Linked DNA regions of Homo sapiens: regions 2, 3 and 4 are each linked to region 1. A link is a loop called in an ENCODE intact Hi-C map of the cell type or tissue named here. Cell type or tissue: dorsolateral prefrontal cortex. All regions are shown on one strand. Links, peaks and the distances in the headings refer to the core of each region. The heading gives the core; the rest is flanking DNA.

Region 1 (8,106 bases), core at 1,265-6,264:
TCCCCTAGTGCCACTCTGTTTTCCTGTGTAGTCCTTGCCACCATATTAGTCAGATGGCTCAGAGAAACAGAACCAACAGGATGGGGATAGAGACTGAGAAAGAAGGGAGATTTGAAGGAATTAGCTCACGTGGCATGTTCTAAATCTGCAGAGCAGGCGGGCAGGCTGGTGACCCAGGGGAGAGTGACTATGCGAGCCCACACGCATCTGTTAGCGGAATCCCCCGGTCCTCAGGGAGGTCTGTCTTTGTTCTATCAGGGCCTTCGACTGATTGGACAAGGCCCCCCACATGATGGAGGGCAGCCTGCTTTACTCAGTATATCAGCTTAAATGTTAACCTCCCCTACAAAATGTCTTCACAGAAACACCAAGTATCTGGGTACCTTGGCCCAGCCAAGCTGACACACGAAATTGACGTTCACACCACCCTTCACATTTTCTGTGTTCGTTGGAGTTGTTAATTTCAACTCCTGGGAGTTGAAACCAGGCTCCATGGCACCCAGTTACCTTCCCTTCCGCACCCAGAGGGCAGAGCCCGTGCCCTGTTGTCCTGGCAGCTCCAGCCTCAGCAGAGGGCTGGCACTCATGCGGCCCTCCGGGTACAGGGCTTGTAGGACCGGCTGCAGTCAGGTGGATGCAGGTCCTGGGGTGTCACCCTCTCTCCTGTGGGGTACGGGAATCCTGGGGAAGGGTCCTGGTCAGCCTCTTAGAGGCTGTGTGACCCTGTGAGCCTCAGTGCCTCGTGCTGTGGATGGATGAGAAACCTCTGTGGGTTCCCTCTTCCCCTTTCTTGATGGCCGCCACCCTGTGTTCTCGGAGATCATTACCCTCAAAAGGCCTGCCCTGCACTTAATGCCAGAACCACTGTGAGGTTCGCCCTCTTATCACTTTAAGTTTGAAGAAACTGAGGCTCAGAGAGATGAAATCACTTGTCCAAGATCACACAGCTGGGAGGGCAGAGCCAGGATCTGGACCCCAGGTGGTCCTGGCCCCTGTGCTGTGAGCGTTCTGTTTGTCACAGTGGACTCTGCTCCCTGGTGCTACTCCCGTCTCTGGCCACAGCTCAGAGGTCAGCCGTGTGCCTGGTCGTGGGCCCCCGATAAGATGAGCAGGGCTGTATTGGGCTGTGTCACGGTGGAGGTCAGCCGTGTGCCTGGTCGTGGGCCCCCCGATAAGATGAGCAGGGCTGTATTGGGCTGTGTCACGGTCGGGGTCAGCCGTGTGCCTGGTCATGGGCCTCCCGATGAGATGAGCAGGGCTGTGTCGGGCTGTGTCAGAGCATTCAGACCCTCGCTGAGATGAGCAGGTCTGCGCTGGGCCATGTCAGGGCATGCAGACCCTCGCTGCTCTTTGAGACCCTTCTTGTGGAAGGGCCAGGATGGTCGGGACGCCCCGTCCACTCACCTCATCCCTTATCCCACCAGGTCCATGACTACCTTCGGAGCAAGCTCTGTTCCCTGTACGAGAACGACTGCATTTTCGACAAGTTTGAATGTGCCTGGAACGGGAGCGACAGGTAAGCCCTGACCTCAGCCCGCACCTCACCTCACCGTAGGGAGGGTTTCTGCCCTGCAGGGGTCTGGGCTGGGATTCCGGTGACCCGCAGCATGGGGCTACTCAGCCTCAATGGGTCCAGGTGTCTGGGTGAAGCCCACGCTTTCCAGAGCAGGTCCAACTCTCAGCGCTCAGATTCAAGGGGCAGGACATGAAATTCTTCATCTTCTGTCACTGAACCTCACAGCCACGTTGGCGCCTGCCCTATGGGCAGTAGTGGGAACATGTTTAGTTAATTCAGGGTCCCCGGTGATGTGCTCCCCTCTCCCAGCTTGTCGGGGGCGAGGGCTATAGCCCAGCACCCGGTCACCATCATCCATCCACACCTGTATGTCCTGAGACAGCCCTGCACCCCTGTGGCTTTGACCATCGGTCTACTCACCCCTCCTCCCATCACCACTACTGTCTCCCTCTCTTCCTGGTGACACCCCACTCGGGCCCGCTGAGGCTCAGGGGCACCTTGGAGCTCCTACACCCTCCAGGGCTTGTCACAATCCACAAGTCCAGCCGTCTCTCAACCCCACCTGCCTGGAAAGTGGCGCCCCAGTGCCAGAAGTGAGTTCCTGTGTCTCCCTAGCCTGGGCTCAGCCCAGGGCGGGCATGGACAAGGGGGCTGTGGCAGGGGCTCCTGACCTGACCTCTACCCGTGGGTCCTTACCTCTGTGTCTCTTCTCTGGGATTCTTCCTCCATTCTGGAGGTGGGAAAATCCCTCTTCTGCCCTCCCAAATCACATCAGCTTTGTGCTCAGGGTCCTGCCAGGCGTAAGATTCTGAAATGGACAAGCCTACTCTCCATCTGTGAGTTTCGATCTCAGAAGCTGAGAGGTGGCCTCTCAGTGTCTCCTACAGCTGCTTCCTCAAGGACAGGATGCCTCTTTGTCCAGCCGCCCAGATTCAGAAGTGGGTCTCCAGATGATACACAGTGTGGAGATAAAGACTACACTGGCTGCTAGATCAGAATACCACCTGTCAGGAGCCCATGTACTGTCACCTCCTCCCCGCAGTCCTGTCCAGTGTGGTGGGCAAGGAGGGTGGAGTGAGAGCCAGCAGCCCTGACTTGGGCATCACCTGGTGGGGGGCTGTCCACCCTGTGGATGGCATCAGTCAACATGACAGGTCTGGGCTCTCCCAGACCTCTGAGGGTGGCTGGCACTGTGGTGGTCATGTGAGAGCTGCCGCACTATGACTCTCTGTGGCTCTGGGCATAGGGCTGGGACCATCAGGGTTGGTGTGTGGGATGAGGGGAGGGCTGGACATGGCAGAGACAGGACCAGGAGGGAGCCCCCTGGAAGCAGGGCTGGATCCAAGTGGGGGGCCAAGTCATTGTGTCCAGGGAAGGAGATTTCTGAGAGAGTTGCCAACATCCTGGAGCTCCCCCAGCCCGCAGGGGTCTCTCAGCAGAGCCCGAGCTCAGGCAAGGGGCTGGCATGGTGATCACAGGGGGCCACTAAAGGATGCTTAGAAAACCAGGATGGAGGCCCGACCCGGGGCTGGGCTGGCACAGCTGGGTCAGCAGGACACAGGACCTTCTCTCTAGGCCCTGCCCCCAGATAGATCCCAGACACCCCCAGCAGACAGGGCTCCTCCCATGCTGCTGAGCTGCATTTGGGGTTCCCTGGTGCAGTGGGTCCCAAGAGGGTCTATCCAAATCGGACGAGAGGGACCTGCAGCTGTAACAAGCTGATTCCAGCTTTTATGTGCGTTTTGCGGGGTAGGTCCCCGCTGGCTGCGACCCACTGCCCGTCCTTCCTTCAAGCTGCCACCAGGGGGCACCCGCGGCCAGGTGATGCCTGCTCCCAGGACTGGAGAAGCCGCCAAGCATCCCCAGGCTGACAGTGGTGTCTAGGCCTGGGCTCTCCTGTCCTGCCTCCCACCCGCCACTTCCTGCGTGCACTTTACACGCCAGCCACGCCCTGTCCTAGTGGTCCCCCACCCGCCTCACTGTCTCTCGCTCCACAGCTGGCTCTGCTCTGCCCGGCTGGAACCTCTGTCCTTGTTTGCCTCCCGCAATGGGTGGGGTGCCCTGGGGGGCTACTATGACTCAACCTGTTCTGAGCCCTTCACTGGGGACCTCAGGTGTGTCCAGTGGCTGTGGGTGTTTCTAGAAGGCATAGAGGTGTGCCACCTCCCAGTTCACTTTGAGCACTGTTCTGAGAACAACATGCCCCATGGTCAGGGGTCCCAAGATAAACAGACCCTGGGTCCTGCCTTCCAGGGCCTCAGAGGCTCAGGAGAGAAGCAAGGATTCCCCCCAGGTTCCCACATCCTTGCAGACCAAAGCAAACTCGAATCCTGGCAGGCTCCCAGTTGCTGCCCTCTTATTCCTGGTGACCCCCTCTGACAGTTGGTCCGGCCCGCAGAGCGCCGCTGCTGCCGCGTGGTGGCTGCCCGATGGCCCCTGCCGTGGGGCTTCCTAGCACCGGCAGAACGCAGATGGGCAGCGTGCTGTGGAGAGGCAGCAGCTCTCCTGCTGGACTCTCTCAGTCTCTGGTCCACATTCTACCCTCGCCACCGTGTGCTTGAGGAAGCCCCTAAGTCAGCTCGGCTGGAAAGTGGTTCTAGGAAACTGGCCTTCGTGGCCGCTTTGGGGATGAGACCATGTGTGATGCCTTCAGCAAGATCCCAGTTCGTATGCGCAGGGGTGCCGCAGTGATCCTGCGTGGACTATCCTATTGGCAGGCCTGCCCTTCCCCAGGTTACCTACCCGGAGGAATCCCGCAGGCCCTCCCACAACAGGCTTCAACGCCCCCTCCTCCATGAAGTTCTCCTTGATCTGTCCTGCCTGGGGGGAGAGATTTGTGCCAGCCGAGCGTGCTCGGGTGCGGGAGTCAAACACACCTACACTTGCTCTGAGGAGTCCTGGGCAAGGCTCCCCCAGGGGCCCATGCTGTATCCCTAGGGCTGTTTTTTTCTCTCCGGCCGTTTTCTTCTCTCCATGCTTCCCCATCTCCGCTCCTCCCTGCTTCTTCTTACACACTGGCCTCATCCTCTCCCTCTTCAGAGATGACCCCCAAATCATTCCCCTTTCCATTATCCTCAGCCAGCCAACCCCTCCCAGGGACTGTGTAAAACTCTCATGGAAGGATCTGATTGGCTCTGTGTGGGTCACTTGCCCACTTTTTGCACCAATCAGCATGGACAGGGATATCACATGCCCAAGTTGGCCAGGCCAAGGGGCGAGGAGAGCACTGTGATTGACCGCTCACAGGGATAGGGAGTGCAGTGGCGCCATCTCGGCTCGCTGCAACCTCCGCCTCCTGGAGTCAAACACTTCTCCTGCCGCAGCCTCCCAAGTAGCTGGGATTACAGGCGCCACGGGTGGCGAGGGCAGGAGCCTTTCTTTCCCCAAAGGAAAGAGGAGCGGAGCACTGGGGCTGAAAGCAGCCGGCGTTGTGGTCCCACATGCAGATGAGGCTAGGAGAGGTGAAGCAGCTCCCCTGCCCTTTTCCCTGTTAAGGGAACCTTCTGGAATTTAAGAAACCTGCCTGAATGTGAGGAATGGCTCTCATGGTGGTGCGGCCTGGTGCTCTAGGATGAGAGGGGCCCCTCCCTCTCCCCCAGAGCACGTGTCAGCTGAATTCCACACCCGAACAGGGGGAGGATCAGGAACTGTGTGGGTTGCAAATGACTTTAATTATGTCGCTCTCCTTCCACTAAATGGATCAGAAGAACCAGCATTGTGTGAAATCACCCAGGTTCATTCTGTGAACTGTTCCCTGAAGAACAAAGGGGGCTGCCTCCCCACTGTGCTGGCGCGGGGAGGGTGTGGCCTCCCCCAGTCAGCCTGTGGCGCCTGGGCAGGGCCCTTCTGTGGGACTCGTTCACCCGGCCCCCCTCGCATGCTGCTTCCCTTGTCCCAGGCTCTGAGTCACATATAAAGCGGGTGCGGCTTTGGTCACATGGACGATTAGGATCGAGGAGTACCTGGTAAATAACAAGAAGCAAAGTGCCTCAAGCCCAGCACTGTGCGGGGTGTTCAGCCTATGTCCCCTGATTCACGCTCACCAGGGGCTGCGTTCCCTTGTTGATCCCAGTTCTTATAGAAAACTAAGAGAGTGCGCATGTCAGGGTAGGGCAGAGCTGGGATCCGGACCCAGGCGGACTGGCCAGAGCCCAAGCCCCTGACTGCAGTGCCGGAGCTCACGTGTGAGCTTTTGTCCTCTGTGCATAACCCCTGGAGACCCAGGGATCCACCTGGTTCTGTCACAGAGCAGTGTCACCCTCAGGAAGCCCAGCTCAGCTTCCAAAAGGAAACAGGATTTCCTCCCTGAAGAGCCTTCAGCAGGACAACTTCTTTATGGTCGCTTTTCGTAACATCCTCTTCCTCCCCAGTTACCTTGCACCTCACAGCTGCTCCAGGGCCCTGCAGAGGCCAAACCCCAAAACCCTCCCTCTGGGCGCAGGCCCACAGAACTGTGCTTTCTCTCCTGCCTCTTACTATGTGGATGAACTTACCCTTCCTCCCACCGGCAGGAACCCCTTCTCCTTAGGAGCAGGGAGAGCAGAGAAATGGTGTGGAATTCTCTTTAGCGGGACGGTGAGGGCAGCGAGCCCCTGCACGTCAGCACTGCTCGCCCCGACCCTCATGGCGATGCATGTTTGTTTATTCGCCCGAGTCCTCGGGACAGGCGGGCCCCTGGAGGGAAGCAGGGCCTGGTGGTTTTCTGTCCCAGCTGCTTCCATGTCTACCTCCTGCTGTGGTTGCACAGTCTGTTTGGAAGGCCAGAGCTTTCTCTCCTGGACTAACAGAAATTACAGGAGGGTCTTTTCTTTTCTTTTCTTTTCTTTTTTCGAGACGGAGTTTTGCTCTTATTGCCCAGGCTGGAGTGCAGTGGCGCGATCTTGGCTCACTACAACCTTGCCTCCTGGATTCAAGCAACTCTCCTGCCTCAGCCTCCTGAGTAGCTGGGATTACAGGTGCCCACCACCATGTCCAGCTAATTTTTGTATTTTTAGTAGAGACAGGGTTTCATCATGTTGGCCAGGCTGGTCTCAAACTCCTAACCTCAGGTGATCTGCCCGCCTTGGCTTCCCAAAGTGCTGGGATTACAGGTGTGAGCCACCACGCCTGGCCAGGAGGGTATTTTCATGATGATTGGGGCAGAGGATAAAAAGGATCTTAGCTCCTGGCCCCAAAGTCTGCATGTTGGTGGCAGCTGACATGTGAGGGGGTATAAGAGACCCCAAGATACAGGGGAATAGAGGCAGGTGTGGTTTCCCTTTCCAGGGAGTGATGGCTCTGTAGGCTCTGGGATTGCTTTTTCATTTGTTTGTTGTTTTGGGACAGAGTTTTACTCTGTCACCCAGGCTAGACTGCAGTGGTAAATCACAGCTCACTGCAGTCTCTGCCTCCCCAGGCTCAGGTGATCCTCCTGCCTCCCCAGGCTCAGGTGATCCTCCTGCCTCAACCTCCTGAATAGCTGGGACTACGGTCATTTTTAATTTTTTTTTGTAGAGGTGGAGTCTCGCTATGTTGTCCAGGCTGGTCTTGAACTCCTAGGCTGAAGCAATCCTCCCACCGGGGCCTCCCAAAGTCCTGGGATTATGGGCGTGAGCCCCCACACCTGGGCTTATTTCTCGAGAAGGGGCTTGTGCTCCTCCTCACCTGATGCCTCTCCTTCTCCCACCAGCGTCATCATGACCGGGGCCTACAACAACTTCTTCCGCATGTTCGATCGGAACACCAAGCGGGACGTGACCCTGGAGGCCTCGAGGGAAAGCAGCAAGCCCCGGGCTGTGCTCAAGCCACGGCGCGTGTGCGTGGGGGGCAAGCGCCGGCGTGATGACATCAGTGTGGACAGCTTGGACTTCACCAAGAAGATCCTGCACACGGCCTGGCACCCGGCTGAGAACATCATTGCCATCGCCGCCACCAACAACCTGTACATCTTCCAGGACAAGGTAAACTCTGACATGCACTAGGTATGTGCAGTTCCCGGCCCCTGCCACCCAGCCTCATGCAAGTCATCCCCGACATGACCTTCACGACCGCAATGCAAGGAGGGGAAGAAAGTCACAGCACTGATGAGGACAGCTGCAGAGGTGGCAGTGTGTGGACACAGGAAGTTTGGGCCCCCTCCCTGCCCCAGCTTTCCTAGGCCAGAATTGTGTTTGGCAGTAATTGTCTGTTTAAAAAAATAAAAAGGAAAGGAAGCGTTCACCGCCACAAATCATAAAATGGACATGACTGTGGAGTCTTACAGTTCAGGGTTCTTTCATTCACGTCCCTTCCTGTCTCGGTCTGCGGTCTTTACCACATCAATAGGACTTTTTATGCGTCCGGGTTAATTTTTCACTCCAGTGCGTCCTGTTGCAGGGACCGGAGCTGATGGGAGCTGCTTCTCCCCCATGCCTCACTGGTCCCAGATCAGGGCTCCAGGGACAGATGATGAGTCTCAAACGAGCCAGCCAGGGGTTCTTTTGGTTATAAATGGGGCAATTCGCCCTGTCTCAGAGCTGATGACCTCACCGTTGTTTTTTGGATGGTGAATTCATGCTGAGAATTTGCAGATGCAAGCTCCTCTCCTAGGTCTTCTGAATGTCTTGAAACAT
Region 2 (5,000 bases), core at 1-5,000, 63 kb after region 1:
CTATCTTTTCTAGGACACCTGTCCTCATTCCCCCAAGAGCTGAGCTCTGCATGTTGCTGCTGAGTATTGAATGAATGAATGGATGGATGGATGGATGAATCACCTATGCAAGGACTTCATATAAGCTCTTTCTTGCCCATAGGACAGTGTCCAAACTCTTTAACCTGACATCCAAATATACCCCCCACAATTCAGTCCTTTGATGTCTGCCCATGATTTTCAGACTCTGCATTCAAGTTCTTGGCCCACTTCCTTCCCTACACCTATTTAAAACCTACTTCCATTTACTCAACAAACATTTAGTGACTTTTGGCCAGGCGTGGTGGCTCACACCTGTAATCCTAGCCCTTTGGGAGGCCGAGGTGGGTGGATCACTTGAGGTCAGCAGTTCGAGACCAGCCTGGCCAACATGGAGAAACCCCATCTCTACTAAAAATACAAAAAAATTAGCCGGGCGTCATGGCACATGCCTGTAATCCCAGCTACACAGGAGGCTGAGGCAGGAGAATCGCTTGATCCCAGGAACTGGAGGTTGCAGTGAGCAGAGATCATGCCACTGCACTCCAGCCTGGGCGACAGAGTAAAACTCTGTCTCAAAAATAATAAGAATAATAATAAAATAAATAAAAATTAAAAAATATAAACATTTAGTGACATCCTGCCTGTTCCAGGCATTGGACTACATGCCAAGTATTCAAAGAAAATGAGGACAGAGGCTTGGTGAGTTGTCATTTGAAAGACAGCAGAGTGTGGCGGTTTACAGGCTATTGGTGTACAAGGCCCCCAAAGAGATCACTTCCTGGAGCCTGTGAATGGTACCTTATTTAGAAAAGGGTTTTTGCAGATGTGATTAAGGATTTTGAGAAGGGGCCATTAGCCTGGCTTATCTCCTTGCAGGAGAGAGGCAGACAGAGATTTGACCACACACGGAGAAGTTGATGTGGACATAGAGCAGAGAGAGATTCCAAGACGCTGGCATTGAAGATAGGAATTATGTGGCCACAAGTCAAGGAATGCAGGCAGTCCCTGGAATCTGGAAGAGCAGGGAACAGATTCTCCTTGATTTTTGCCCAGTGACACTGATTTCAGACTTCCGGCCTTCATAACTGTGGCAGAATCCATTTCTGTGGTTTAAGCTACTGAGTGTGGCAATGAGTTTTTAGCCCACTGGGTTAATGAGATAAGAACAACATGGGCCAGGCATGGTGGCTCACGCCTGTGATCCCAGCACTTTGGGAGGCCTGGAGGTGGGGGGTGGATCACCTGAGGTCGGGAGTTTGAGACCAGCCTGACCAACATGGTGAAACCCCGTCTCTACTAAAAATACAAAATTAGCCGGGCTTGATGGCGCATGCCCGTAATCCCAGCTACTCGGGAAGCTGAGGTTGCGGTGAGCCAAGATCACACCATTGCACTCTAGCCTGGGCAACAAGAGCGAAACTCCATCACACACAAAAAACAACAACAAAAAAACAACATGTGCGGCTGGTTGGGCATGGTAGCGCACACCTGTCATCCCAGCACTTTGGGAGGCCAAGCCAGGGGGATTGCTTGGGCCCAGAAGTTCAAGACCAGCCTAGGCAACATGGCAAAAACCCATCTCCACAAAAAAATTTAAAAATCAGCCAGACGTGGTGGCATGTGCCCATAGTCCCAGCTACTCAGGAAGCTGAAATGGGAGGATTGCTTGAACTGGGGAGTTTGAGGCTGCAGTGAGCCAAGATTGCACCACTGCACTCCAGCCTGGGCATCAGAGTGAGACCCTGTCTCAAAAGAAGAGAAGAGAAGAGAAGAGAAAAGAAAAGAAAAAGTAAAAGAGATAAGGAAAGAAAAAGTAAAAGAGATAAGAATAGAAAAGAACAGAACATGTTTGGGCATGTCGGCCACACATTGGACTTCTAGCACAGCGAAACCCTAGGACTAGCCTTGTCAGCATCCCTGGGAGCCAGGCCCAGGAATCTGCATTTTAACAGGTTCCTGGGGGGTTTGTGAGACATAGGAACATTTGAGACCCATGAGTATAAAGCAGTGTGGTTCATAGTGTGATGGGTCCACCAGACCAGCAACATCAGCATCCAGCATTCCTCAGTCACCTGGACGCCTGTTACGAATGCAGAATCCCGCGCCAACCATGGACCTCCTCAGTCAGAATTTGCATTTTAATAAGATGCCCTTGGGATTTGCATGCACATTAAGGTTGGAGCCAGTGGTGGCATATGCCTGTAGTCCCAGGTACTCGGGAGGCTTGGGCAGGAGGATTGCTTGAGCCCAGGAGTTCAAGACCACCCTGGATGACATAGTGAGACCCTGTTTCTAAATAAATAAATAAAGCAAGCTAGAGAAGCCATGCTGCAAGCTGGAGGTGCTTAGCTCAGGCTATGCACATAGCGCCACCTGGAGAGCTTGTCCTGCCCAGGCCAGCTGGACCAGAAGTCTGCATTCTATGGGGAGTCCTGGATAGGGGTGCAGCAGAGGAACCGCATGGGTGCCTTTGCAATTTAGCAAGGTCTGGAGCTCACTCAGGCCATGTGCCCCATCCACTGCCTCTTTCCTGAGGCCATCCCACCAGGCCTTGACCACATCTAAGGTAGGAAGCTCTCTTTGCTGCTATACCCCGACAGATCTTCCTAACACAATGTGACACACGGGGCAGCCTCCCTCACTGTCCGAGGGTCTGAGGGTATGGAAGCTTCCCAGGATCACACACCCTGCAGCTGCTGGGCCGTAGAGCCTCTGGGCTCCCACCCCCCTCCTTCGTCCTCTCCCACTTCCCTGCTCATATCCCACCCTGGGCCCACCACTCCTCCCTCCTTCCCAGTGTTCCCTTTATAAACCTGAGTTCCCTGCCCACTCTACAGTCTCCTTGGAATCACAGCCCAAGTGGCTGGAGTTGTGGCTGGTGGGGGTGTCGTGGGGGGCTCGGTGCTGGTCACACGGCTCTGTGTCACCAGGGCTGGTGCCACATCAGAGGCCTACGCCTGCCAGCACCTCCACACACACCCCCGTGCACACACCCACCTGCCACACACACACACTGCATTGTCGCCGGGTAGTTCTGAGCCCTCCCATGGGTCTGAGTGGTGATGTGCTCATCTCTGAAGGCAGAGAGCGAACGCCACTTCACAGCCCACAGACGAGTCACCAAGTGCACTGGGAAGTTTCATTTGGGGAATTAAAAAAAAAAAAAAGCCAGGATGCAAAAGCAACTTTGAGGCAGAAGAAGGAAAATGCCCGTGTGGGGAGAGACGCTGTTCCCAGGCCTGCCTGTGTCCCAGTCATGCCCCTACATCACTGAGCAGTGCCAGCTGAGATCCCCCACCTCCCCCAGCCCTCACCTTCGAAATGGGCCCAGCCTGCCCTGGATGCAGGGAGACCATGACAGCAGCCAGCATGGGGCCTGGGCACAGGTCTCAGGTCCCAGGGCTGTGTCACCAGGACTGGACACAGGACACGGCAGCAGCAGGGGCCTCATTTGCTAAGTACATCAATGTGCCCACACCGTGCAGCTGTCATTTCATGCTGAGTCTCTCTTACAAATGTCAGTCACTGGCAGGAAGGGGCAATCGTTCAACACCTGCTACCCGCTCCCTCACAGGTCTCACTGGGTGCCCTGGTGTGAGGTGGAAGGGTCTAAGGCACACAGCCCCGTACCTGCCCTGGAGGGGCTTGTTAGGTCCGGAAGCTGGAAACCCCAGCCACTGTTATTCTGGGGAGGGGCTAACCAGAGGAGAAGTGATGACAGCCTGCGGATTCCTGGCAGGGGGAGAAATTGCAGCAGGTGATGGTGGTCAGGGACGGCTCCCTGGAGGAGGTGCTGGCTTTATTCTGCCCCCTACTCCCCCCAGGTTTTTTTTTGAGATAGGGTCTCACTCCGTTGGAATGTAGTGGTGTGATCTTCCTAGGCTCAGGTGATCCTCCTACCTCAGCCTCCAAAGTAGCTGGGACTACAGGCACACACCACCACATCTAGCTACTTTTTGTATTTTCTGTAGAGAAGGGGTTTTGCCATGTTGCCCAAGCTGGTCTTGAACTCCTGAGCTCAAGTGATCCTCCCATCTCTCTCTGCCCCCCAAAAGTGCCAGGAGTACAGGTGTGAGCCCCCACACCCAGCCGCCCCCTACCCCTTTTTAATAGACCTTATTTCTAAGGGCAGTTTGGGATTCCCAGCAAAGCTGAGTGGAAAGTGCAGACAGTTCCCGTAGATCCCACACCTCCCCATGCAAAGCCTCCCCACACCTGTTCCAATGGATAACCTGCATTGACACATTGCTATCTCCTAGAGCGCAGCATTTACATCGGGGTCCACCCTGGGCATTGTGCATTCTGTGGGTTTGGAAAAATGTAGAATGACGTGGACCACCACTGCAGCATCATACAGAGCAGCGTCACTGTCCTAAGGCTCTTGACACTCCACTGCTTCATCCCTCCCTCCCGCTGCCTCCTGGCAACAACTGATCTTTTCCCAATCTCCATGGTTGTGCCCTGTCCGGAATGTCACAGAGTTGGAACGGTGCAGTGCGTAGACTTTTCAGCTTGGCTCCCTTCACTCCGTGATATGCGGCTCAGTTTCCTCCGTGGCTTTCCATGGCTTGATAACTCATTTCTCTTTATTGCTGAGTAATAGTCCATTGTCTGGATGGACCACAGCTTACGTATCCACTTATGTATCTACTCACCTCCCGAAGGACACGGTGATTGCTTCCAAGAGGCACTGACTTTAAATCAGGGAACTGAGCATGGGGAGGGGCTATGACACGCTTAGGCAATGTCGTTAGACCTGGAGCAACTCATTGGACCTCCCTGGGCGTCAACTCAGTAAATCCTTTGCCCCAAAGGGTTATTGGGAAGACCTGGGAGCTAACCTGCGTGGACGTGGAATTGGTGGACATCAGCTTCCTCCATAACCACACCACAGACCATTACCATCCCTTCCTGAATACTGATTACACCTGGTGGCCCATTAAATCCACCTGACAACCTGGGAGGTAGGATCGTCCTCA
Region 3 (8,106 bases), core at 1,826-6,825, 330 kb after region 1:
CCCTGTCTGGCAGAAGACCTGGGATGTGAGAGGAGGTGAGGGGAAGGGGCTGGCTTTCATCTTGGGAGCTGCCCATCTGTTACTCACTTAATCCTCAAGCGACATGGCCAGGTAGGTGTCCTCCTGTCTGCTTCATAGAGGAGGCAGAAGGCTCAGAGATGCAGTGTCCTGTCCAGGGTCACACAACCAAGGAGTGAGGCCCCGATGTAATTCCCATTCCCTGCCTTTCCTTTCATATCCACCCAGCCTCTTGGGCTGGGAGTTTCCCAGAGGCAGCGGTGGGTGCTCATGCAGCTGAGAGCCGCCCTCCAAGGACATGAGGATGGCACCAGCAGCGACCCTGAGTCAGGCTGCCAGGGATCTGAGCCCACCTGGTGGGGGGAAGCTCTGGGGCAGGAGAGCATTGTCTGAGTGGGCAGGAGGGGCCCCAGCCAGCCACAGGCCTAGGGACAGAGTGACAGCAGCAGGCAAGGTGTTCCCAGCTGGTTTGGAGCTAGCTGCTGCAGGTAAGGGCCAGATCACCTGGGGTATTCCCGGGGCTGCAGGTTGGGCCTTGAGGAAACAGGCAAGGCACAGCATGTTATTTTCCTGGGGCTGCTGTAACAAAGTACCTCAAACCTGCTGACTTAAAACGGCAGACATTTATTCTCTCCTAGGTCTGGGAGCCAGAAGTCGGAAATCAAGGTGGCAGTGGGGCCATGCTTCCTCCTGAGGCTCTAGGGGACAGTCTGCTCCTTGCCACACCCAGCTTCTGGTGGCTCCTGGCAATCTTTGACTTGCAGACGCATCACTCTGATTTCTGCCTCCATTTTCTCTTGGCCTCTTTCCTCTGTGTGTCTGTTTCTGTGTCTCTTCTCTTCTTATCTGGACACCAGATCTTTATTGGATTAGGACCCAGCCTAATCCAGTATGGCCTCACCTTAATTTGATCACATCTGCAAAAACACTATTTTCAACTAAGGCCACACTCTCAGGTACTATTTCTTTTGGGAAGGCACAATTCAACCCACTCCACAAAGTTATGTGGCAGATGACGGCTTATGGTCTCTTCTCCTCCTCCAGGTATTCCCTGACCCCAGGAGCCTCTTTTGTCCTCCCAGGGCCCTCACATGCATGGCTGTCAGTGCTGGGCTGAGCCTCCCAAGGGCAGGGCTGGGGCTGGGTGTGCTCTGCCTTCCCGGTGTTTGCTGAGTGCCGCAGGCACACTGACATGCTATACATTTATTTATTCATTCATTTACTTCAGCCAAAACATGCATCTTGCAAGACAGGCACTGTCCTCTTTATTTTCTGCTGCATTCCCAGCACTAGCACAGTCCTTGGCACAGAAGAGGTGCTGGGTGAATATTTATTAAGTAAAAGGAGGAAGGAGGGAAGATAGCACTGACTCTCTGTTATCAGAGCCTGTGTGGGTTGAGGCCCCTTTTCAGCCCTGTGAGGCGGCAAGCAGATGATCTGGCTTCTTGGCTCGTTTAGGACACTAGTTTCTTGGGACATGCCATCTCCCCTGTGGATTTCTACTGGATGAGAAATAGCGGTAATTGTCTCCCTGGTGGTGTCAGAGGGAAGAACCCAAGAGACCGTGATTGCAGGAACCCGCTGAACAAACGCTGGATAACATTCTCAGCATAAAATATCATGGAACACGAACTCCTGACCTAAAGTGACCAGCCTGTCCAACATGGTGAAACCCTGTCTCTACTAAAAATACAAAAATTATCTGGGCATGGTGGCATGCGCCTGTAATCCCAGCTACTCGGGAGGCTGAGGCAGGAGAATCGCTTGAACTCTTGGGGGCAGAGGTTGCAGTGAGCTGAGATCGCGCCATTGCACTCCAGCCTGGCAGAACGAGACTCTGTCTCAAAAAATAAAAGAAAAAAATGTCATTGGGTAATCACTGATTCTGCCTTCCAGCAGTCTAAAACCATGGCCCTTGAAAAACCAGGTTAGGAGAATTTCGACTAGCAAGAGGCTTGCTTTGGCTGTGTGTGTGTATCCATTTTATCATGGCTTTTGTGTTTCTGGTATCACTTGCTCTAACTTCCGGTGGAGGTGGGCTCTCCTGCCACTTACCGATGGGTTGCCCTTGGAGGGGACTCAGCACCGCTTCCTAATAACATCCCTTTGGGGATATGGGTTTTAACGGATGAGTTTTGGGGGGACATGAAAATTCAGACGGTAATATGGTGGGACCAGGATTTGCCCTTTGGTGAGCTGATCCCATAGCTGTGTCGCACGCCCTGTTTCTTCAGTAAATACTGGTCAACAGGTCAACAGTCAGGATTTGATGGTACCCACTTGGTGCGTGTGCTTGGCTCCAGTCTGAGCTCAGTACAGGGGCTGGGGAGTGAGACAAGACCCTGCCCCACAGGATGACAAAACAGATTGGGTGAAGGAGGTAGGGGCAGAGGAAAGGCAAGGAAATGAGCCCTGTGGAGTCCGTGGGTCACTGGGGGAGGACCCTGGTGTTGCAGTGGGGGCTGGACCCAGGCTGCAGCATGTGACAAGGCTGCCAGTCTCTGTCCATCTCTCAGAAGGAAGCTGATGGCCCACAAACAGCATCTTGAGGTCAAAAAGGGCTGCCTGGAAAGGAAGAATTCCTCCTGAGAGGGCCACTGGGAAATGTGAAGAGCTAGCCAGCCACCAGCTCTCAGGTTGAATGCAGCCTGGAATTTATAAATTAAAGTGTTAGAACCCATCGATAAGGAACTGCAAAGCCAGATGCGGCTCTTCATGTCTTGGTGGAAATTGCATGAGCCTCAGTGGCCATGGCTGTGGCTTCCAGGCCTCTGCACATCTGTGAAGTCGCAGAGTCCAGAGAGCATCGCATGCTGTGTGACTGCCCAAGGCTGCCAGTGCATCTTCAAAGGACTGGGAGTGACCCAGGAGGACCGAGAGCCACACGCAGGTCTTCAGCACCTTGCTCTGGACAACAGTGGTGACTGTCAAAGGATCTCCCTCCATAAGCACCCCACCATGGCTGCCCACGGCCTCAGGATCAAGTTCAACCTCCTATCCACGGCATTCAAGGCCCCCGGTGTTCTGCTCCTTCAAGCTCAGTCCCCCATATGCCACCTTAGTCACACTGAGCTGCAGGTCCCTGAGTGTGCCAGGCTCTTCTGCCTTGTAAGCCTTGCCTGTGTCTGGAAGCTTCTAGTGCCCACCCCCACTCAGGCTGTTGGAAAGCCTTGCTACTTTCTCTTTATTTGTTGGGAATGTTGCTTTCTCTGGAAGACTTCCCTGATCTCACGTCAGCTCAGTGCCCCCGAGGTGACATGAGCCACCTCTGGTGGCCCTGATGTTCACTGTGCCCAGATGCCCACTCCCTCAGCTGTGTGCCCCTCATCATCAAAAACTGGTTCACTTTAGCTCTATTCCCAGTCCCTGGCCACCAGCTGTGAAATGCTTGATGAGTGAGTGCCTTGAGGCATCGGTGAAGTTATTTGCTCCACTGCCCACGGGAAAAGGAAGCTTCTGGCTGAAGGGACTGCTTCACAGTGGCAATGCTGGGAAGTGAGGCATAGAAATGGGGAAATGGTGGGGAGGGTCTAGTCCCAGAGATGTGTACCACAGATAGAAAATCATCACGAAAGCCGACTTTCATCAACTTTTGGAGTGCTTATTGCCTGCCCAGCGTGGTAATGTGTTGCGTTCCCCACAACAAGCTTATGAGGTGGTAGAGTTATGGATTCTCATTTTGCAGAGGAGAACACTGAGGAAGGGAGGTAAAGTCACTTGCCCAAGGAAGTGGAAGCAGCAGTATCTGAAAGGAGGCACAGGCTTGGCCCCACCTGCAGTGACCCCTTGGCTATGTCTGATGTGCTCTGGGAGCCATGGTGTGAACTATGGCAAAGGCAGTCATTATAAAAGTGTGTTTCCTTTGCTTCATATTCACAAAGCACTTTCCTAAACAGGAACTCATGAACTCTGCAAGGTAGCCGGGGCAGTGCCCTATCCACAAACCTGTAGTCTGGAGGATTCCCGTAACTTGCCTGGGGTCATATGCTTCCTCCCGAGGTCACATGTTTTAGAGCAAGTTACTTGGAACCTTGATCCCCAGAGGAACGGACCACTGCAAGGACAAACCCTGATGTGGGGAGGAGTTTGGGGACAGGGTTTCTGCTCAGGGTAAAAGGAAGTAAGAACCATTCATATTTGGCAAGACAAACGTGGTTTATCTGCAGATGGGTCTGAATGCTTTCCCATGAGTGTGCACTGGGCACCTGCCATGTCCCAGGTGCAGTGAGCCAGGCATGAACCTTGCCCTCCAAAAGCTTATAGAGGAGACAGACACAGGTGCAAACCATGACACTACAGTGATGCTACGGCAGAGGGCAGCACAGGGCTGTGCCTGGCCTGGAGGGTCCCAGAGATGCTCGTGCAGAGAGATGAAAAGCCAGGCTCTTAAAAAGTCCTTGTCCACTGTCATCCCAGAGCTGAGATCACGATCCCACGTCAGGGGCTTCAGGAGTGACTGGATGATCCCGCCAGCCTCTATGCCCTGGCAGTGTGCGTAGAGTGACCCCTGGTGGCAGCTACGTGAATCTCTTTGTTGCTGGGTGAATTGCAGGCAGCCTTGCTCACTGCTTGCTTTTGTGCAGAGCAGGGTATTACACATTTGTTTCTCTCTCCAGCAGCAAGCAAGAGCTTTTAAAAAAAAAGCAGTGTCAATAATGTCGAAAAATAAAATAGGCAAAAGGGATGAACATGCAAATAATGTAAAAGGAAGTACAAAATGGCCAGTGGTCTTAATAAAAAAATATGGACAGCTCCATTAGTTAAAAAATAACGCCAGTGAGAAAAATCTCAGGATCCCGTTTTCTTCTGTACATCTGTCAAAGGTTAAAAGGGCCTGCAGCCGTGTGGTGTTTGAGCTATCAGGAGTATAAATGAACATATCCCTTTGGAAGGGCTGTCAAGCAGTAAGTATTAAATGCCTTTAAAAAAGGTTTATGCCTGAGTCTCAGCCATTTGACTTCCACAAATATATCCAAAAAGTGATTGGAGGTGCAGAAGAGTCATGTACAGTCATGTTTATCTCAGCTCTGCTTATAGTTGGTAAAAATTCGTAACAACCCAACTGTCCAATAAGAGGGAATTGATTTGATCTGGAACTATCTCCCTTTTTTCCTCTCCCTTATAGCAGAGAATATTAGTTAGCTATAAAAACCACACTGCAGAAGATCCTGTAGAGAAATGATCCTTCTATATCATTAAATGCAAAATTCACAAAGTAAAAATTTACATTTTGTATAAATAGAACTTTCGCAATGTCTATGCATAGGAAAATGTCTAGGCATAGAAAAAAGCCCAGAAGGGCCTCTAACACATTCATGTTTATGCCCGGATATCCTGATATTTCTCATTTTCTTCTTTTTGCTTATAATTGCACATGAAAGCTGAGTCCAGATTAAGTTACAGGCAAATGTTTTCTTGAGGGTTGAAATGTAGGATGGACTGATAGAGCAGGCAGGGAGGCAGAAAGTTCCAGATCAGGTTTAGAAACCTGAGCTCTGCTCCTGTGCTCCTGTCGACTTACTGTGTGACCTTGGACAAGTGACTCACCCTCTCTGAGTACTGCCTTCATCGGTTGTGACATGAAGGGGTAAACTAGACAATGGGCAATGTTTCAGTACAGCGTTGTCTTCTAGGTTGTGTCCGCTGGATGTCACTTCCTCGAGGCAGGGATCTAGGTATGTTTATACGTGGCCGTGTCACCAGCTCCAGAACAGGGCCTGCCACATAGTAGATGCTCAGCGAGCATTTTTTGAATTGCATTGAAGTCAGCCTGGGTATGATAACAATCCAAAAAATATACCACCAGTAACCATTTCTACCTTCTGCGCTACGGAGTGGTCTCCACGCTGCCTACCCAGCCTCTCCCTTTTTCTATTTATCTAGTCCTTCCTCTTCCTTCGACTTCTCTCTCTTCCTGCTTTCACTTTGAATTTCTGTCTCTTCCTTTCCCTATCCTATTCCCTCTCCTTTTCCTTTGTCATTCACCTTCTTTCACTTCGTTTCTTTGATGCCTTCTTTCTCTCTCATTTTCTCTTTTCCCTCTCACACTCCAATGATGATTTTAAGCAGCTGACAAAGTGTGCAATTCTGGTTGAGTGGGAACCAAATGGATAAAGACAAGAGGCAGCTGAATGGGACCGTGAGAACGTGGGACAGCTGCAGCAGCCAGCAAGGCCCTCTGGGTGCAGGCAGGTGGCTGTCAGGACAGGATGTCGCTGCCCAGGCCCTCAGGGTTAATAGGTTTGGGTTGAGGCTCCTGCACTGGTTCTTGTTTAAAGCTTCTGGGTGACTCCATGATGTGGCCCATGCTGAGGCCCCTGGCCTTTGAGAAGAAATGGACAAGACCCAAACCATCATACAGATCAACAGGAGGCCACCAACCCAGAGTGGGAGGAGATGAAGGCCAAAGAAGGCCTCATTAAAGATCGGCCTTTAAGCAGGTCCCAGAAGGGGAGGAGGTTGACCAGGCAGAGGGTGGGAAGAGAGGTCCAGACAGTGTGCAAAGGCTCTGAGGTGCGGGGAGAAGAGTTCCTTCCAGGAGCACAGACGTGGGTGGTGGTAGCGGGGTGGAGGTGGGGGCAGTGAGGCCGGCGGGGGTTTCTCTTTCAGTGTAACAGGAAGCGTCGAAGGGTGAGAAGCAGGGAGCAACCAGATCCAGTTTCCATTTTAGTGCCATCGCTGGGGGCTGAGCAGTGCGTGGAAGGGAGGGGCCTGGAGCAACAAGCAGAGAAGGCTTTGCCTGCAGCAGGCAAGCGATCCAGGCCCCTCCCAAGAAGGATGTGACAGCCAGGTGTCAGGAACAGCATATGGGAAGGTGCAGAGGCCGGGGAGAGCACGGACGCGCTGGGACAGGCAAGCAGGTTGCTGTGAGGGGAAGCTGGCGCAAAGCTGCAGAGGTGGGAACAAGGTGCCCAGGCAGCAATGACAGCCCATAGATGGGCACCAGCACCTAATTTCAGCATTCGTGCTGACCCTGTAGCCAGAGGGAAGCCAAGGGAAGCCTGGGTGATCAGCGGGTCTCCCTGGTAGCTGCAAGAAGAACCTGAAGGAGGTAGGAGGACCAGCCAGGAGTCCGATGCTGGGTCTGCTGAGAGAAGGTGAGGACCTGGGGAGCAAGTGAGAAGGGGACAGGGCACTTCCCTGTTCACTTCTGTTTTCTCCTGGCCTAGAGCCACACCTGGCACACAGCAGGAGCCTAATAAATGTTTTCTGAATGAATGCACTCGTCAATCTAAAACATCTACTTTTCCCAGGTTCTATCTGTCCACCCAATGATGAAACATTTATTAAGCACCTACCGTATACAGGCTAGGATGAGGGTGCAGACAGAATGAAGCCAAGTTCTCTTCCTAAAGGAGCTCACAGTCCAGTGGAGTAGTAGGTATGTGAGGCAGCCAACAGCACCGGGCTGGAGCACTGCAGTGGAAGCAGCCAGGGCTGTGGGAACCCAGAGGAGACCTGTGCCCAGCCCCTCGTGAGTGGTGGGTGACAGCTGAGTGTGTGTGTGTGTGTGTGTGTGTGTGTGTGTGTGTGTGTGTGTTTCCAGTCCCAAGCCTCTCCCCTGTGGCAGGGAGGAAGGAGCTGCCTCTGAATTATCCTGACCTGCAGCAGGGCGGCAGCTGGGGAAGCTCCACACTGTGGAGAAGTCCAGGGGACAGGGCGCTGCCAAGGTACCGGGCAGTCGCATTTGGAGCTTATTGACAGTTGAAGGACAGGACGGTCCAAACCCCCTGGGCAGACACCCTCCTCCCTGGGTGGGACATGGAAAGAACCTCTGCACAGGAAGGGTACCTTCTTCCAGGGTGCCCTGGGCTGTGTTCGGGGTGACTCACTGCCCCCACCCAGGGAGGAGGCCCTGGACCTCTGCACAGGAAGGGTGGAGCTGGGAGCCTTTGGTGCCCTTTAGGGCAGCAGTCCACTTTTTTGGCACCAGGGACTGGTTTCATGGAAGACATTTTTTCCATGGGCAGGGGGTGAGGGGGATAGTTTCATGGTGAAACTGTTCCATCTCAGATCATCAGGCATTAGTTAGATTTTCATAAGGAGCACCCAACCTAGATCTCTCGCTTACGCAGTTCACAATAGGGT
Region 4 (8,106 bases), core at 1,705-6,704, 76 kb after region 1:
CACAGGCTGGATGCAGGTTGGATCCCTGAGTCACCATGTGGAGGAAGGTGGCCCATCAACCAGGAGTACCAGCTTGCACTGTTAGGGAACAAAAATGAACTTCTGTTTGCCAAGCTCCTGCAATCTGGGGTTGATTTGTTGCCGCAGCTAGCTTTGCCCCATCTGACACACAGACAAGCCTGACTTCAATCCCGGTCTCACCCTCTGCTAGCCAGCTTGCCTTGGGCAAGTGCCTTTCCTCCTCCCAACCTTGGTTTCCCCATCTGTAACACAGTAGTAATATCTGCCTCCAAAGGCTGCTGTGAGGAGTACATACGGTAACTAATCCAGGCGCAGTGATCAGCACAAAAGCTGGCACCCAGTAAGCAGCCTTAACCAAAGTTAATTTCCCTCTCTGCAGAACCCACACCTTTCCCGGGCCACCACACACCCTCTGCCACTCCTCCACTGGGGGCCAGACATGACTGCACACACTCACATAGGGCTTTTGTGGAGCTGACTAGGAATTATCTGAATAACTCAATGTCTAACAATAAACCAAGAGGCACTCACAGTTATTGAAAGGAGACCAGAATGACAAACGTATTCTTGGCCTCTCTCTAGGGCATGCTGAACCCCAAAATAAGCATTCTTCCAAGTCTCTGCACTGGTAATTCTCAAACATTAGTGTGCAAACGCATCTCTTGGAGATAGTGTTACATTGCAGATTCTATGTCAGTAGGGCTTAGGGGCTGCAATCTTGCTGCTCAAAGTGCCATCTGTGGACCAGTGGTGCCAGCATCACCAAGGATGAGCTAGAAATGCAATCTTGGGCCCTGCCCTGGACCTGCCCATGGGAATGTGCATGTTAACCCAACCCCCATCTGATTCCTGAGCACAGTCACATTTGAGTCCTGTGCTCTAAAGTGACAGAGTTCAGACTTTGAGAGTCTGAATGAGGCAAGGTAAGGATTTTCATAGCTCTGAGAGAGGGTTCTCCTGAGAGGGGACAGACATGGCGTTTGCACGGACTCACACGCTGTGGTATGAGACACATGATCACACTCACTCATTTCTCTCATAAATCTTCACTTCCTTAGAACCTACCCTCCCGTTAGACACTAGCTGTGTCTTCTTCAGCCTGACGGTCCTCTCCGGAAGGTGCGCGTCTGTCTCTCAGCCCAATTCAAAGAGGTGGGAGAGGCGGCCACAGCCTCTGTCGGCCTGCTGGGCACCTGGGGCTATAGAAGAGGGACCGAGGCTCAGCGAGATTAAGTGACCACATCCCACAGCTACTATGGCTGCTGCAGGATTTGAATTTAGGACGATCTCGCTGGGCCCTACTCCCAGCGAGACAAATTAACACAAAGCCCCAGGGAGACAAATTAACCCAAACCCCTGGAAGAATTTTAAAAGCAGAAGCTCAAGCCCCCCACCCCAACACAGATTTTGATTCCGTTGGTCTGGGTGAGGCTACCCAGAAGGCCCTGCTGGGTGGCTTGGGGGCCTGTGCAGAAGGCCAGGTGCACTGCTCCATGATGGCAAAACCAGCCCAGCTCCCTGCTCTCTTGCAAGGGCTCAGCATCTGGTACCAGAGCAGGAGATGCTCACAAGTGAGAATTTCTGTAGGGGTCTACAAAGCAGGTGCTTTCAAAAACAGTGCTCAAAGAAAGTGGGAATTGAGAGGCAAACGAGGGTGTTTCTACCTGGGGTGCAGGAAGGAGCAGGCACGTGGCATTTGAGCTTAGCTTTCGTGAACATATAGGCGTTCTCCGAACACAGCTTGCAGGGAGGGGCTCAGGTAGATGGAATGGCATCTGCAGGGGTTCAGGTTTACGGAAACGGGTCACCTCCCATGGTCTCCCCACTTCCTCCCCTGTCTGCCCTCCAGGCTCACCGGAGCAGCCAGTGATGTCTGGGCTCATCAGTCCTTGGACAAAGCCCTCCAGGAGCTCTGTCTTCTCAATGTAAAAGCCAAAGTCCTTCCAATGCCCCCAAGGCCTTGCGTGGCCTGGCGGTGTCACCCGTGGGCCCCATCTCCCACCTCCACTGTTTTTTTGCTCACTGGCCTCAAGCTGGCCTTGCTGGTCCTGGAACATGCTGAGCCTACTCCTGCCTCAGGTCCTTACACTTGCTGTTCCCTCTGCCTGGATGCTACACAGCCACGCCCAGAGTTCATGATCCCAACACATGTGCCACCTTCTCAGACACCCTCCCTGGCCACCCTAGGGGACACTGCAGCCCTCCCATCCCGTCCCCCTTCCTTCCTCCCTGCTGGGTGCCATAAGCTTAGCTGTTGATTTCTTCGCCTGCCTCCCATTAGAACATGAGTCCAAAGAGGGAGGGCTCCGTTTGCTCACCATTGCCCCCGAGTGCCTAGAGCACTGCCTGGCACCCGGCAGGGGCTCTATAAATAGAGATGGAAAGAGGGAGGTGGGCGGGCATGCGTGGGCTTAGGTGGGCCCAGCAAGAGATGCCCTTGGGCAGGACAGCTTGGTGTGCATGGCCAAGGAGGGTGGGTCCCAAGCCAAAGGCATTGAACACCAGGCTGAGGAGTGAGGATGCCACCTGCTGTATCACCCAGGCAATAGGGAGCCTCTAAAGGCTTTTTCTTTCCCCCAAGATGAAGTCTTGCTCTTGTCGCCCAGGCTGGAGGGCAGTGGTGGGATCTCAGCTCACTGCAACCTCTGCCTCCTGGGTTCAAGCGATTTTCCTGCCTCCCGAGTAGCTGGGATTACAGGTGGGCACCACCACGCCTGGCTAATTTTTGTATTTTTAGTAGAGATGGGGTTTCACCATATTGGCCAGGCTGGTCTCGAACTCCTGGCCTTGTGATCCGCACGCCTCGGCCTCCCAAAGTGCTGAGATTACAGGCTTGAGCCACTGTGCCCGGCCCCTAGAGGCTTTAAGCAGGGGAGTGGCCTGGTCAGAGCCATGCTCTGGGATGGTATGGCCTACCACTGTGGCCCAGCAGGCTTGAGGGTCCCAGTTAGTGCCCCTGGAGCCAAGCAGAGGACTGGACAGGATCCAGCGTGGGGAGGGAGCCCTCCCTGCTCTTGTTACCTTGGCAGAAACCCCGAGAACACTAGGTCCGTGGGCAGCCCCTGCAGGCCTGTCCTGCTCTGCTGGCCAAGGCTTGGAGCTCTGCCTGGGGCAGGAGGTGCCCATGAGAATGCCAGGGAGTGCGAGCTCCCCCAGAGACCCAGGCAACAAGCACCCACTCGACTCCAGGGCTCAGAGCCCTCGCTAGGATGCCGTCAGCATTTGGGCTGCTGCCTTTTGCACTCCAATACTTGAGTTCAAGTCCTGGCTCCACCACTGACTCCGGGCTACAGGGACCTGGGCTATAGCCATGTCCTCCTCTGAACCTTGGTTTCCCCATCTGTGAAATGGCTGGATTTGTGCCCTCAGCTCTGCCCTCTCTTACCTCGCACCTCCCTACCCATGCCCAGAGCCTCCTTGACACAGACAAATGTGCCATCGCCTCTGGAATGCTGGGCACCTTAACAGTCCAGGCCTGCCAGACACTCCAAATTCTAGGGCCTCCCAGGGCCTTAAATGACAGGAAGAGAAGGCCATCTTATCTCTGGAGACAGAAGCTTGGGGCTTGGTTCTATTTCCCTGGCAAATTCTGGGGCACAAACCAGAAAGCTGCAACAGGAAAAGACCCATACTATGCAAGCCTAGGCTTTAAAACCGAGAGGGACCCCGGGAATCTCGCGCGCCAACTGCCTGCACTTTAAGGATAGAGGCACGCGGGCCAGGAGAGAAGTGACTTGCCCAAGGTCACCTGGTGGCAGTGAGTGCCGTGCAAGCCCCAAACCCCCCAGTCCTGGGTTCCCACATCCCTGCAGGCTGGCTCAACTGTAGGGCCTCCGCTGTGGAAATCAGTCCTCCGACCTCAGATCTGGAGGCCCATGGCCAATGCACATTTCCGATTAAACATGCCTTTGAGGCCGGACACGGAAGCTCGCACCTGTTACCCAAGCACTTTGGGAGGCTGATGTGGGAGGATCACTTGAGCTCAGGAGTTCGAGACCAGCCTGAGCAATATAGTGAGACCATGTCTCTACAAAAATGAAAATAAAAAAATTAGCTGGGCATTGTGGTGCACACCTGTGGTTTCAGTTACTTGGGAAGCTGATGGGGAGGATTGCTTCAGCCTGGGAGGTTGAGGCTGCAGTGAGCTATGATCATGCCACTGCACCCCATCCTGAGTGACAGAGCAAGACTCTGCCTCAAAAAAACAAAAACAAAACCCCCCAAACAAACAAAAAACCCAACCCTCACCTTGGCCCTCCCAAAAAAAACCCATGCTTTTGAGGAGGTCAGCAGAAAGCTCTTGTCTTTGGGGTGGGGATCGGGGGTGTAGAGGAAGATTTGACTCTTGGAGGTAACTCCCAGCCCTGTTTGTGACATTTTATTTTTCTCTTTCCAAGCTCCTGGTTGGCAAATCAAACAACTAATCACTTGACTCTTGTGCCCTCTAGTGGTCACTCTTTGAATAGCAATAGTTAGGACTAAATTTAAACGGCAAAGTACTCAGGTAATCCCCAAGCCGTTTGTCTAGGGCCACGCTTCTTAGACACTCCCAGGCCTACAGATCATCTTGGAATATTATTAAAATGCTGATTCTTTCTCAATAGGTCTGGGGCGAGCTCTAGATTCGGCATTTGTAACCAGTTCCCAGGTGATGTCGATGCGGCTGGTGCTTAGAGCACACTTTTGCGTCGGGAAGAGATTCAGCACTTAAGAGCCACCTACATTCCCCTCTATGCAGGTGCCCACAGGAGGCGCTTCCCTGTGCCATCTCACTACCTGACGTCAAAGAAAAGGTGCAGAGGTGACTTCCCCAAGGACGCATAGTGGTGAGGCAGGGGTTTTCACCAAGGATCTTTTGATTCAAAGCCAGTACTCCCCACATGCACAGTAACATATCGGAAGACATTCTATGTTAGCAGATATCACAGACAGCACGGCACAGTCCACTCGGAGCTCAGAGCTCTCCACCTGCTGGATCATCCCTTGCTGCATAATTTGAAAAGCCCAGTGCAAAATAAAAATTCAGGCCCCTTATTCAAAAAGCAGGAGGAAAGTGCAGTTACAGGGGTGAAATAGAAAGCTTTTCCCTTGAAAAATTTATTACTTATGCAATGTAATAGGGATAATAGTGATGCATGAGTAACAACATAAACTTACAAATTTGTCAAAATAATATTTTGGGTGTGATTATTTATACAATAAAACAAATAATACTTTATGTGATAACTGGATTAGAAGCTTTCCCTGGCTCACTTTTCTGCAAATTCATTTATTAGGTTATCAAAGCTTACACTTTTAGCAACTTTGTTTTCAATCGATATAATTGAATGTGACATCAGTTGCTGTTGGCAAATACAAGCTCACAAATCATTTTAGGACACTTTCCATTTTAAGAAGGACCTTTCTGCTGATGCATTTTTTATTGGAGCTATTAAGAGTATCTTATAGGCTATAATAACTTTGAGATACATTTTTTATAATTTTGAAATACAAATGTTGGTATATCTAGAGCTGATGATTCTTGCAGAACAATTTTTCTAAAAATATTTAACTCTTTATACAAATCATTTTTATGTGAATCTGAATTTAATTTTAAATGTAGACAGACAGTGGTATTTTAATGTTTCATGGCTGACCTTCCTGCAACCTGTGGGGGTTATACAGAAAACCAGCGGTGGCTTTAAGGATTGAATGCACTATAGCGTAATTGCCCGTTTATGCCTTGTATCACTGTATCTTGAATTACAAGGGGAATTTAATTTTAAAATCATCTTCCTCATTAATAATTGTATCATCAAAGCTCAGTACGAAAATATTGTTCTTTTGGTCAAACGTGACCATCTTTATCTTTAATTTCTATTTCTAAGCTTTTGGATATTTGTTTATTATAATGTTGCAATAGTTTTTGAAACCAGAGATTCTAAACTTGTTGGAGAGTTCCCGTAACTCCCAATACGCTTTATTACAGTGTCCCTGTGTACACTTCTGTTTTGTAATAACTTATAAAGTTTACTGCTTGAGCCCTGGCAGTTCCCATCCTGGCCTGAGAGTTCCATATTTATGCAGGGGCCGCAGGAGCCACAGGGGCTGGCTCTTGGGATGGAAGGGCTGGCCGGCCCCCCACTGTGGTCTAGGCACTTCCCGGCGTGAAGAGAGGAAATAGTTCACGGCTCACGACTTCAACTTGTCTGGCCATAAAAGTGGGTCGTCAAATTTAAAGGGTCTGTGATGAGGATTGTCTAAGATTTTAAAGCTGCATCCCATGCTTTATTAGGAAGTCCTGAAAGCAATTCAGTGGGCTGTGTGCAGTAGCTAAAACATATGAAATAGAAAAGAAAACAAAGGGTCAGAGCGCACCTCTGAAGTGGAGTAAATATTGTTGGGCAAGGGCTTGGTCTTAGTTATATCTGTGTGCTGGGCCATATGTAAAATTCATTTCTTACCATGCCTCCTGTCCCAGCAGGGTGACTGAGACTGTGATGCCACAGCTCTGCTTGCTCTGTTACCCCTAGTGATTTGGTTTCCTGGGGCACTTTAAATTTGGCCAGAGAAGAATGTCCTGCTGAGGCTTGGGACCCAAGCTCCAGGTGCAGGCCAGGCTGGCATCGACGACCCGACCCACTAGGAGGGGGCGCATGTGCACCAATGTCTGTGTCTGTCACTCCTCTCTGCTCCTCGACCTCACCCGCAATGCTGAAGGCCCAGGTTTGGCTGTTTCATCCCCAATGACCCAGAATGGTGGCCCTAGGTCCTGTAAGTGCGGGCTCATTGGGTGGAGATGTGTGGGCGCCTCAGCTGGGGGGCTTGCTTGCTGGCCAGACATGAAACCCAAGGCCCGACCTGAACCCCAAGGTGCACTGTGAATGGAATCACTTTAGCAATAAGGCTCAACCACAGGGATTACACGAGACAGTCAGCCCAGGCATGGCACATGCCAGGCAGTCCATCTGGGTTTTGTTATCACTGCATCTCCCAGCATTGATCCTGGGAGAGTGACTGTCAATAACAACATGAATAACTAGGTCTAGAGCCCCTGCAGGATACAAGCATCACACAGGGCACTTTAAAAAAATGCATCTGCTTTCATCCTTGCAGTAACCCCGTCAGGTATTGATATCCCATTTTATACATCTGAAACCTGAGGCTGAGAGAGGGAGTGCCCTGCTCAGTGCCCCACCTGAGCTAAGGTGGAGATAAGATTGAGTGTGGGGACTGGGCGTGTCTGCTGACATCGAGACTGGAAGTATTAGATCCCCCAGCTATTCTAACTCGCTTGTGGCAGTGGGGAAAAAAGGCGAAGGGGTGGGCTTCAGGTCCTGCAGGCTTCTGGAGGTAGCACCAAGGCCAGAATTAACCCTGCCCACCATCTGCAGGTAAATCCTTCCTCTTGCTGCCCAAGACACGCACTGCACCTCCTGGACCATGGCACTGCTCCCTCCTCACTTGGAAACTGCCACTTTAGTGTTATTCTGTGGAAAAGCCCTGTCTCAGTTCCAGGTGCCTGGGGATAGCTACTACCAATTTGCTGTGTGTCTGGGAGGACCCCTTTCCCCCTCTGGGCACCTGTATTTCCTATGGTGACAGGAAGGGGCTGAGCTAAATGAGCTACATAGTCAGTGTTAGGGTTGCCAGATAAAATACAGGATGCCCAGTGTGATGGTTAATACTAAGTGTCAACTTGATTGAAGGATACAAAGTATTGATCCTGGATGTGTCTGTGGGGGTGTTGCCAAAGGAGATTAACATTTGAGTCAGTGAACTGGGAAAGGCAGACCCACCCTTCATCTGGGTAGGCACCATCTGATCAGCTGCCAGTGAGGCTAGAAGATAAAGCAGGCAGAAACATGTGAAAGGAGAGACTGGCTTAGCCTCCCAGCCTCCATCTTTCTCCCACGCTGGATGCTTCCTGCCCTCAAACATCAGACTCCAAGTTCTTCAGTTTTGGGACTCGGACTGGCTCTCCTTGCTCCTCAGCTTGCATTTGGCCTATTGTGGGACCTTCTGATCATGTGAGTTAATACTTAATAAATTCTCCTTATATATAGATCTATCCTATTACTTCTGTCCCTCTACAGAACCCAGACT

The links. A loop is a pair of places that touch in the nucleus more often than their neighbours do. Peaks named below come from ENCODE experiments on the same cell type or tissue, not always from the same donor. Only the 100,000 strongest peaks of a DNase experiment are listed, where the experiment ranks them.
Region 2: it touches region 1 in a loop (3-fold over the local background); 106 of 110 quality-filtered maps call a loop at or near these places.
Region 3: it touches region 1 in a loop (12-fold over the local background); 46 of 110 quality-filtered maps call a loop at or near these places.
Region 4: a loop joins it to region 1, with 8 times the contacts of the local background. A loop is called at or near these places in 109 of 110 quality-filtered maps.

The regions. Positions count from the first base shown.
Region 1 is chr4:6,322,672-6,330,777 of GRCh38, reverse strand. PPP2R2C (protein phosphatase 2 regulatory subunit Bgamma) reads left to right here. Exons shown (of 9, transcript NM_020416.4): 8 at 1,425-1,516; 9 at 7,185-8,106. The coding sequence ends at 7,476. Among named protein-coding and RNA genes, the nearest start is that of WFS1, 57 kb to the right of the region's middle. RefSeq lists a silencer at 3,209-3,258. In dorsolateral prefrontal cortex, for the core only: CTCF peaks have their summits at 3,100 and 3,308 (motif pointing right); a DNase peak (open chromatin) is centred at 3,327; H3K27ac peaks cover 1,986 bases.
Region 2 is chr4:6,261,758-6,266,757 of GRCh38, reverse strand. No RefSeq gene overlaps it. Among named protein-coding and RNA genes, the nearest start is that of WFS1, 5.6 kb to the left of the region's middle. RefSeq lists enhancers at 1,126-2,325, 3,114-3,892. In dorsolateral prefrontal cortex, for the core only: a CTCF peak has its summit at 2,391 (motif pointing left); no DNase peak of the experiment used is centred there; H3K27ac peaks cover 967 bases.
Region 3 is chr4:5,994,927-6,003,032 of GRCh38, reverse strand. The region is part of intron 3 of C4orf50 (chromosome 4 open reading frame 50); the gene reads left to right. Among named protein-coding and RNA genes, the nearest start is that of C4orf50, 19 kb to the left of the region's middle. RefSeq lists an enhancer at 8,042-8,106. In dorsolateral prefrontal cortex, for the core only: CTCF peaks have their summits at 4,315 (motif pointing right) and 4,516 (motif pointing left); a DNase peak (open chromatin) is centred at 4,522; H3K4me3 peaks cover 478 bases.
Region 4 is chr4:6,247,261-6,255,366 of GRCh38, reverse strand. No RefSeq gene overlaps it. Among named protein-coding and RNA genes, the nearest start is that of WFS1, 19 kb to the left of the region's middle. In dorsolateral prefrontal cortex, for the core only: CTCF peaks have their summits at 4,263 and 4,463 (motif pointing left); a DNase peak (open chromatin) is centred at 3,146; H3K4me3 peaks cover 368 bases.